Regions from separate parts of the Homo sapiens genome. Here region 2 is linked to region 1. A link is a loop called in an ENCODE intact Hi-C map of the cell type or tissue named here. Cell type or tissue: natural killer cell. All regions are shown on one strand. Each heading gives the region's core, and the rest is flanking DNA. Links, peaks and the distances in the headings are about the cores only. Region 1 has its middle 40 kb from the start of IFNG. Region 2 overlaps LOC105369818 (a long non-coding RNA gene).

The links. Hi-C counts contacts between places; a loop is a spot of excess contacts. Peaks named below come from ENCODE experiments on the same cell type or tissue, not always from the same donor. Only the 100,000 strongest peaks of a DNase experiment are listed, where the experiment ranks them.
Region 2: a loop joins it to region 1, with 7 times the contacts of the local background. A loop is called at or near these places in 1 of 110 quality-filtered maps.

What each region holds. Positions count from the first base shown.
Region 1 is chr12:68,116,747-68,122,135 of GRCh38, reverse strand. No RefSeq gene overlaps it. Among named protein-coding and RNA genes, the nearest start is that of IFNG, 40 kb to the left of the region's middle. In natural killer cell, for the core only: no CTCF peak of the experiment used is centred there; DNase peaks (open chromatin) are centred at 2,005 and 2,125; H3K27ac peaks cover 4,522 bases.
Region 2 is chr12:68,187,348-68,192,736 of GRCh38, reverse strand. The region is part of intron 1 of LOC105369818 (a long non-coding RNA gene); the gene reads right to left. Among named protein-coding and RNA genes, the nearest start is that of IFNG, 30 kb to the right of the region's middle. In natural killer cell, for the core only: no CTCF peak of the experiment used is centred there; DNase peaks (open chromatin) are centred at 2,576 and 2,816; H3K27ac peaks cover 534 bases.

The DNA.
Region 1 (5,389 bases), core at 200-5,199:
AGTTATTTTCACTTCCTATCAGCATTAGCCTCACATTCTTTAAAAATAGTTTTTTATTAAAGTTTTTTTTTATAGTAGCATATAGAAAGTTGAACTTTTTCAGAAGAATCATTGGATGATGTGCTTTGAGGCAGGCAGCCTAACAGATAATCTTTCTACACCCCCAGGGACAAGAACCAGGGGTTCTTCCTGCTCTTAGATAAACTATAGTGTGAGGTGAGCTATTGGGAAGAAGAAGTGAATAGAAAATAAGCAAAGGAGGCCAAATTTTTGTCACTGATTCAGTATAGCAGCTAAGGGATAGGGAGAATTGAAGAAGTCCTGAAGTTCTGGCTTAGGCCACTGGATGGATAGTGGTGTTATTTGGCAATATAAAAGCACTGTATAAAAGCAGGCAGAAGAGGAGAAGCAAGATCAGGAGAAGTGAGAAGATCCAAGCACAGTTGGGGAGAATAGGTTTGGTGCTCAGGGATGGGTCCAGACTAGACTGAAAGATCTGGGGCTTCTTCTGCAGGTGGCAGTTGAAGTTATGGGAGCAGTTAAGATCACTAAGTAGTGTCGGAGAGTGAGCAAAGAGGGGTAAGGACTGGATCTTCAGTCACAGTAACATGGAGAGTCAGGAAGATAAGAGGGGACTGGAAAGGGCTAGCCAGGGGTTTAGGGGAACCAAGAGAGTGGCATCAGAGAAGCCAAAGGAAGAGTGTATAGTCAACGATGTCAGATGCTGAAAGATGGCAAGTTCTTAGACCAGAAATGAGTCCACTGATTTGCCAATCTGTGGTCCTTGGTGACCTTTGGCAGTCACAGTTTCAGAGTTGGTGGTGGTGATGGGTGGGGGCAGAACTTAGAAAGCAGTGGGCTGAGTAAAGAAATGAAAGAAGAGAGATCTCATCTGTCTATGTTCTTTAAGATGTGGTAGTCTGTTGCACTACAGTGGAACTGCTAGGAAAGTGCTGCTTTTAGCAATCATATTATATATGCTGGTGGCTCAGTTTCAGCTTGTGGTCATCTAAGATCTTCTGACTTTTTTTTAAACCTTGGCAAGCCAGGGTCTTTCTATCTGAAATGTACATAATCGATTATTTTTAAAACCTTTAATGCAGGCCTTTAACATTTATCTCTTTCAAATAGTACCTTATTAGTGTAAGCCAAATTTTCCAAACATATTCTAAAGCTAATTTCATCATTGTTTGCTTTATAGTCCTGCCTAGGACCTTACTTTTTAAGATGCCTGGTTCTCTTCCTTAGAAACTAGGGATGGCGGTGTTCCTGTTACTATAATTTGTGCATGGAAAACTAGATTGAGCTCAATTTCATTCCTGGGAAACAACAACTTTCTTAGCTAAAATATAAACCCTAACTGGAAAGCAACTGACCAGAGGTTAAGAATTGCATTTTGAAATAGTAATTGACCACAAATCAAAAGACATGTACTATTTAATGTGCTTGATTGATTTCAAGCTTCCAAATCCTCAAAGCTAAAAACTGTCATCATAATGTACTTAGTTAATGGGTGACTGTATTTTTAGAAAAGCTTTTGACAAAAGGCTAGAAAAAGACTTAAATGCATAAACCAGGGTATTTTCTTGCCTGAGTATTCCATTAATTGAGATTTTATACTTAACACCTTTTTTTTAAGTTTTACAAAGGACCATGAAATTGTGATCCCTGTGAGGTAGATGGGCTATTTTTATTTCACTTCTAAGAAGATCAAGGTATAAGGTACCTATTTCCTCGGATGTTATGAACCCAAAGAATATAATGATGACATTTTGATTTTCCACCCAGGCCTTTTGCCATGACTTTCCCAGCACTCACGTCAGATATCTTCATTCACAATTTAAAAAGAAGAGTTATGTCTCAAGGAGAAAAATCTAGGTAGGAACAGATAGAAACAGTTTTACATAGAGCTCAGCTAATTGTGTGAAGTTGGTGGTCATGAAACTGTGGGACTCTGAATGTTGGTTACACCAAGGCGCAATGTGGGCAGAAGATGCTTCCTCCAGGCAGCTTGGGCAAACTGTTTAGTGCAACACCCTTGCTGTGTAGGCTTATTTTTAGCAGAAACAGGGACCTTGAACTCATCAGCTCATTTTGAGTTCAATATGAAATCTGAACCTAGACCCGAGAAGATGCCTACCTGTGTCCCCACCCGCCCCCTTGGTGTGCTGCCAGAAAATGTTTACTCAGAGCAGCAGCTGAAGTCTGTTTGGGAACCTGCAGCCTGTGTACATCCGACTAGTGACCAAGATGCTTGGGTGTGTGCTGACTCATTTAAGAACAACTGATTTAGAGAGCTGCTGGGGTGTGGGTGTTAGTGTGCTGTGGTTCATTTTCCAGCATGCTACCAGAAAAGCACTGGATGGAAGTGGCAAATGACAAAGTCAAAACACAGTTACTGTACTGTTCAGAATATAGACAGCAATTTCCTTTCTAAATCTGTCTTTTAGGATGCCCTAGTCATTAGCATCTGGATTTGGCAATATTTTAGAAATATTTAAATATAGCTATGTTTAATGAGCACTTACCACATGCTAGGCATTTTTCTAAATGTTTTACAGGCGTTAAATCATTTAGTTCTCATAGCCACACTCTGAGTTATCTGTTCTCATCTGTCATCATGGCCATCTTGCAGTTGGGGACAGCTGAGGCTTGGGGATATGTAATTAGCTTAAAGATACCAGAGTATCTGTGGCAGAGCATGATATAAATCTAGGTCTGACTCAATGTCAGACTCAATATGACTCAAGTCTATATTGTTAACCTGTTAAATGTTACTGAGGTTTTGGTGCTATTTAAATAGAAATAAATGGGTTGTGCTTAATGTTCAGTAAATACAATTTCTATACCACTTTCTGATTTTTTTTGTATATGGATATATATGAAATAGAAGTCAAGCGTTTGTCCATTTAATCTGAAAATGTGCACTCAATTGTGATTAGGTGTAGGAAGATGGTGCGACGATCTTTTTACACGTGATGGATTCTTAAGTCTTTTTAATTCTTTCAGGTGGCTGATCTCTGTTCAGGGATATGTCAAACAACCCTTCTTTCTCCAGCAGGCAAGAGGCAGGTCTGGGTGGGACACTCTGGGCTGGGCTGGGCCTAGCTTCTGGAAACACCCAGGGATCCCTTAAGTCATAGCCTAAGTCAGGGTCCTGGGGCCATTGAGAACTCTTCATGGTTAAGAAGGGGGGATACCTGAGGGTAAGTTAATTACTCCAATGGCATAAATCAGTGTTTCAGACATACATTTAATCATCTGTAACAACTTTTGTTGACCCTATCTTAAGGTCATTTGAATCTTTTTCCAGAAGCCTATTGCTCTTGGCAATCTGAGGGATGGGGCAGTTAGAGACAGAGGGCTTTGACCCATATGTCTCAGGCCTCATCAGCATGACTACAGAATAGAGACATTTATTTATTTATTTTGTAATTGCCTAAATTACGAAATTGTGTACTCCCCTCCTTTTCTTGCCCAAATGCTAAAAACTGGAACCCCCTACCTCAACTGCTCTCTCAGTATTCTGAGAGCTCTCAGTGTCAGGTTTCACTGTTCCTCCCTCCTCCACTCCCCAGGTCTCTGTCTTCCTCTGCGCTGTCATGACCTTCGGGGCTGGGCTGCTGTGATCATCCCTGCCACCTTCCAGAGACCACTCTCATACCCTCTGCTTGATCTCAGAAAATAGACCTCTGCCCTCCTGTTTTCCAGCTTGTCTGAACTGTATGTAGCACAGGCCCTTCCATAATTCCCCGTAATACAACTGAGGCCAACCACGTAAGTATAGGCATACTTTGTTTTATTGCGCTTCGCTTTCCTGTGTTTTGCAGATATTGTGGTTTTTACTAATTGAAGGTTTGTGGTAACCCCTTATATCCACCTGGTCTATTGGCTCTGTTTTTCCAACAGCATATGCTCACTTTGTATCTCTGTGCCACATTTTGATAATTCTCATAATGTTTCAAACCTTTTCATTATTATTATATGTGTTGTGGTGATCTGTGATCAGTGATCTTTGATGTCACTATTGTAATTGTTTTGGGGCGCCGAGATCTGTGCCCCTGTAAGACAGAGATCTTAATCGATAAATGTTGTGTGTGTTCTAACTGCTCCACCAACCAGGTGTTCCCTGTTTTTCTCCCTCTTCTTGAGCCTCCCTATTCTCTGGGACACAACAATATTGAAAGCAGGACAATTAATCACCCTACAATGTCCCGTAAGTGTTCAAGTGAAAGGAAGAGTCACATGTTTTCTCACTTTAAATCAAAAGCTAGAAATGATTAAGCTTAGTGAGAAAGGCATGTCCAAAGCCGAGATGGTCTGAAAGCCAGTCCTCTTGCACCAAACAGTTAGCCAAGTGGTGAATGCAAAGGAAAAGTTCTTGAAGGAAATTAAAAGTGTGACATCAATGAACACATTAGTGACAAGAAAGTAAAACTATCTTATTGCTGCTATGAAGAAAGTTTCAGTAGCCTGGATAGAAGACCAAACCAGCCACAACATTCTCTTAAGCTAAAGCCTAAACCAGAGCAAAATCCTAAATCTCTTCAATTCTGTGAAGGCTAAGAGAGGTGAAGAAGCTACAGAAGAAATGTTTGAAGGAAGCAGAAGTCGGTTCATGAAATTTAAGGAAAGAAGCTGTCTCTATAACACAAATGTGCAAGGTGAAGCTGCATGTACTGATGGAGAGGTTGCAGCAAGTTATGCAAAAGATGTAGCTAAGTTCAATGTTGAAGGTGGCTACACTAAACAATGGATTTTAAATGCAGATGAAATAGCCTTATATTGGAAGAATATGCCATCTAGGAGTTTCATAGCCAGAGAGGAGAAGTCAAGTCCTGGTTTCAAAGCTTTAAAGGACAGATTGACTCTCTTGTTAGGGGGGCTAATGTGGCTGTGACTTTAAGTGGAAACCCATGCTTATATATCCTTCCCAAAATCTTAAAGTCCTTAAGAATTTAACATCAGTTAAATCTACTCTGCCTGTGCTCTGTTAATGGAACAACAAAGCCTGGATAACAGCACATCTGTTTACAGCATGGTTTACTGAATATTTTAAGCCAACTGTGGAGACCTACAGCTCAGAAAAAAATATTTCTTTCAAAATGTCACTTCTCATTGACAATGCACCTAGTCACCCAAGAGCTCATGCCTTCTGTGTTAGGCTTTATTCTGCAGCCCATGGATCAAGGAGTAATTTCAACTTTCAGGTTGTATTATTTAAGAAATAAATTTTAAAAGCCTATAGCTGCCATAGATAGTGATTCCATGAATAGATCTGGGAAAAGTGAACTGAGAATCACCCGGAAAAAATTCACAATTCTGGCTGCTATTAAGAACTTTCATGATTCATGAGAGGAGTTTAAAATATAAACATTAATAGGAGTTT
Region 2 (5,389 bases), core at 290-5,289, 71 kb before region 1:
GTTTATAACTTATTTTTAGAAATTTCTGTTCTTAAAACATAAAATAGCTCTGTTTGTTGATGGTGCTTAATCTATTTTGTTGCTATTCTGCTTTCCCCACAACTGTGCTTTCTAAATTCTGACACGTTCCATGATCCTCAGAAATATATTGGCTGTGGCCATTTGGTTAAATGCATGGCCTAACGTGTTGTTTTCACCAGACCAATCACCAGCTGGGTAATGATACAGATTATATTATCATAGAGCAAAATGGCCTATGGGGCACTTTGGGTGCACTGTTTTCTTAACCCTTAAAATAATCCCATGAGGCAGCATGAGCATTTTCTCACTCGTTAGCCTGACATTCAGGGAGTCCTTATCTGGCCTTTTACTCTCATCAATCCTAACCTAAAATTCAGCATATAGTAGGTGTTCAACAAGAGTTTGTCAAATAAATGACTGAATAAGTTTAAAAATCCATCTCTCATTACCCTTTGACATGTATGCCTCCTTCAAGATCAGTCTATTTTTTTAAAAAGCCCCCAACACGAGACAAGCTTATTTCTGCTTTCATGTCCTTCTGTGTGCCAGATTGTCCATCTGCTATGTCTTCTCTACTCTTTTATTTCAAGATAAATTATATATTTTCTTCATGATCTCCTCTGCTCTACTAAGTCTTGCATGGCCACTGTAGCCCACAATGAATATTCCCTTTTGGTTAATTTCCCAGTGTGATTGAAGATTACCTATAAATACATGCTGAGCTTTCTCTATGTACCTGATTTTGTGGAAACTATTTACGGTTCTGCTGTTTTATTCTGATATAGCTTTCCAAGTGTTTCCTCAAATTTTACTACATTGTGTATTTTACTCATTTAGCCAACAAAGATTTATTTGTTTTACTTATTAAGTGTCAGGCTCTGTCCTAAACGTTAAACAGGTGAACATACCATTCTTGATAGGGGGACACAGAAATAAACAAAGGAGTAAACATAAAGGATGTCAGAATAACAAGAACAAACAAGCAGGAGTGGGGGGGTTTCAGGGACTGGGGAAGGGCGGGGACTGGTTTGCTCTTAAAAAAAAGGCTGATCAGAGCTGGGCACAGTGGCTCATTCCTGTAATCCCAGCACTTTGGGAGGCTGAGGTGGGTGGATCACGAGGTCAGGAGATTGAGACCATCCTGGCTAACACTGTGAAACCCTGTCTCTACTAAAAATACAAAAAAATTAGCCGGGTGTGGTGGCAGGCACCTGTAGTCCCAGCTACTTGGGAGGCTGAGGCAGGAGAATGGCGTGAATCTGGGAGGCGGAGCTTGCAGTGAGCTGAGATCACACCACTGCACTACAGCCTGGGTGATAGAGGAGACTCTGTCTCCGAAAAAAAAAAAAAAAAGGGCTGGTCAGGAAAAAGCTCACCAATGAGGTGACATTTTTGCACAGACCTGAAGGATCCTTACAATGACTAAGGAGTAGAGAGTAAAAAGATTATTGATTTTGGTTTTGTAATTTATGTGGATGTAGAAACAGGCTTGGGGATGTTAAATATTTTTAGTAGCATCACATAATTATCATGAAAGAAGTTAAAGCCATGATCTAGAAGATTTTACAATTCTCTGATTCACCTGTTGTGCCTTATTTTCTCTCAGGTAAGCTTCTTAGTTATCTGGTTACTTTTAACAAATGGCAGAAACAACTTCTTAACTATGGAAGATTATGTTCTTTTGATTTACCAAATTATTTATCCATATATGCAGAGAATATATTTTCTGAATGAAAAATTGGGCAGCAAACTCTGAAAAGTTCTAACATGCTCAGAGGGACAATGGGACCACATAATTGAAGTTGGCACCAAACCATGAATATCTGGTCATCATAATAATATAGATGCCTTGGACATAACAGCAAGCACTAACCACAAAGTAATGGTGTACTTTGCCCATAAGAAAGAAACAAATGTGTGACTGAAATCAGCTTTTCTCACTCTATTGCATGGAATATATAGTATTTCCTCAACATATTAGTTTTCCTGTTTTAAACTTACAAAAGTGTTTTCTTATTTAACAAGTTTAAGAAAATGGTGCAAACTATATTTTCTGTATGGGGAATTATAAAGCCCATCAGAATGTTACAGGTTGGAGAAGTTCCACATTAAAACAACTCTTTAACTTTGTTTAATATGAGTTTCTAGAAGATTGTTTCTTCCAAGAATACATTGGCCTTGTAGGCACTTAGTCAGATCAAATGCCTTGTTACCTAGAAAACAGTTTGGAAAACACCAGTTCACACAAATGGTTATCTTGAGATGAAGCAGAGCTAGAAAAGTGTATTATTAATGAAGAAGAAGAAAAACAACAACTACTGGATTTCTCTTCAAAGAATAAGAAAAACATTTAAGGAAGCAAAATGCTGATATGATAAATATGTTTGGAGGAGATTAGAAGAGATTTTAATAAGTATATATAGATAATAATTTTTATGTTTGCTATTTGTATTTATTGAAACAAAGTGAATGTCGTAAGTGTGAAATGCACTGAAGAGACATCTCAGATTGCTGCTTCCTGCTCACCTCATCTACTGAAAAAACATGGTGTGTCACCACAGTGACTTGCCTTTACCCACAAGTGAGGAACTCAGTTTTATTTCCTAGATAAAATGGAAGTGCCAACGATATTCACTTTTTTTCTGTTCATCTGTAACATCTTGGGAATGACCAATGACACTTTCCTACTGAGAAAGAAAACTTTTCATGGTAGTAGTAACCACAGATTTGGATGATGACTCACATTATTACATTAGTAACATCTTTTGTTCTATACTCCACACAAGGAAAAAAGTGCTGAATGCAAAACCACAACTTCAGCTGTCGGTGGAAATGATAGTTAATGGTGCTTTGCTGCTACGCTGGGGGCCAATTCTTGGTAGAGAGGATTATCTTGAATGTGGTTTCTAAATCAATAGATAAGTATGAATTGTGGCACAAATTATATAATATAATTGATTATCATACTTTTAAAATAGATTGAATCTTTTTTGTAAGAGAAATCTGGTTGTAAATTATATTAAAAATAAAATTTTATCAATAAATATATATGTAGATATATATAAGTTATAAACAACTCAGAAGGCCCCTAGATATGGAATCAATTAATGCTTTCTATAAGTTATTTCAAAGGCTAACTCTAAATTATAGTGGGAATAATTTTGGGCTTCAGAGTATGAATTTGGAAATCCTAAAGCCTATATTGGAGAGTTATGATAATCAAAATGGCCAAGACAAGTCCTAGGAGACAATAGCATTTAGTTGAGTGCCTTTAAGAAAATCTAGATTTGTCAAGTAGCTGGTCAATTTTCACAAACATAGCTGAAACAAAATATATTTCAGAATAACATAGGCTTTCTGTGACCATTTCTACACTTGTAAAGTTCAATGTCTAAAAATGTTGGGATGACGTTTTTTTCCCCTCAAGTATCACTTAAAAGAAAGCTTTTAGGCATATAATTCACTTAGATTTTTAATTTATCAATAGTTTCTAAAATAATCTTCTCTGAGAGTGTTGTCAAGGTAAATTCTAAAATGTATTGTTTTAAATTTGTCATGTAACAGGACATTTTACTTCAGAGCTCACAATTGGTGACCATAATATAAAATGTAAAAGAAAAATAAATCCTTTACTACTATTCTGTAATGTGAATTTATTAGTGTCACCACTGAAGCAGCTACAGATAATGATGCTGCCAACAGAAATTTTAGGTGGATTGTGATAAGCATTTCGAAGCAAGTTTTGCCTATTTTCCATAAGCAAATTTCCCGATTAATAAATCAATACTCCTTTAAGTGGCCCATTCTTTCCTTTTTGGATAATGATTTTGAAAGAGAGCTTTCTAAGACATATTACATAGGTTCCTCTTACAATAAGTTTATTCTACGTCTCTAAACTTCAGTTTCCTCCTCACTGAAACGAATACTTTCAATTCAGAGACTCCTAAATTCCCTCCTAGCTCTCATATTTCCTCCTGGCTATAGGCATGTTGGTGTGTGAGCATGGGTCATATTCACTTCTTCCTTTCTGTGTGTGGTTTCTCTTTCTTAGGAGCCCTTCTTCCGATGGCCTCATCTGTTGGTATTCATGCAGACTTGGGCATCCTCTTCCCCAGGTTTCCTGAAGGAGCCCAGAGCTCTTATTCCTCTGGGAAATAGGACCATCGCTCCCTCAACCTCCTGCTAACCACAGGCAGGATTGAAGAAGGGACCCGTAATTTTGTGTCCCTGGTAGGATCTTCAATGTTCACAGCCTCCCCATGACTCTCAGCTTTGAGACTACCAAGGATAATCCCGTGATGCTCTTTATGCTTGTTTAGGACGGAGGGCCCAAGAAGCCCAGGACATCCAGGTGACCCCTCCGTCCCAAGGCTTTCATTTCCGTGATGGCACTGCACTTCCTTTTCCCTCACTTCATCTTCCACCTATCTCCAGCTTCTGAAACCCTTTCAGTGTGTCCCCTGAACTCACTGTCAGTCACCAGCAAGATCCCTTATATCTTTAACATTTTCTCTGAACTTTGCTTTCTTACTGTAACTGACCAGACTGTCCCTTGGAGACCTGGTTCCTTTGCAGATTTCTCTAGATGCATCTGTTTTCTTTCCCTTTTCTTTTGCACCCTGGGCATGTAGGTGGAGGTCGTTTAAGTACCATTCTTGTGTTTCATCAAGGCACACCCCATTCTCCCTCTCTTCTTCTTGAAACTCTTTAGTGTCTTCCTGCTTTAAATATCCTATCATCAGACTACATTATGCACTAATCCCCATGGTCATCATGTACTGATCCCTCAGGTGCTCCTCCTCATTCTAGAAAGATTTTACCTATTGCTCACTGTCACACTCTCCAACACCACCTCATATCATACACTTCAATATGTGTACATGTGGTACTTCAAACACGCTGGTCTCTCCATTCCTGATCTCCCTTCCACTCAGATCTTGCCCTTTATCTTACTTTAGCCAATTCTTCCCATTGGGAGGATCCTAGAAGTTGCATTGTAATAGCAACAGCCCCCATTCCCCACATTATCTCAATGACATGACTCCTACTCTATGACTTTTCAGCTTGCCCTTTCTATAACCCACTCTAGCTGTCATTAAATTCCAATGGAATTGAAAAAAAACATTATTCCTAGCATCTTTTCACGGTTCCTCTCCACTTTATGTCTTTACTTCTCTCATTATCGAGCCTCAATTCCATGGTCTGTCATTTGTTCTTGTCTTCCTTCATCGTATTTTCCTGGAAAAACTCCAATCAATCATGGCTAAATCCAACTCTCTGCTGTCTACCCTGAGCTTTGCACTGGATGACAGTTTCTTAAGTTGTAGTGGAAATACTTTTAAATACTTTTAAATAGGATTCACATTAC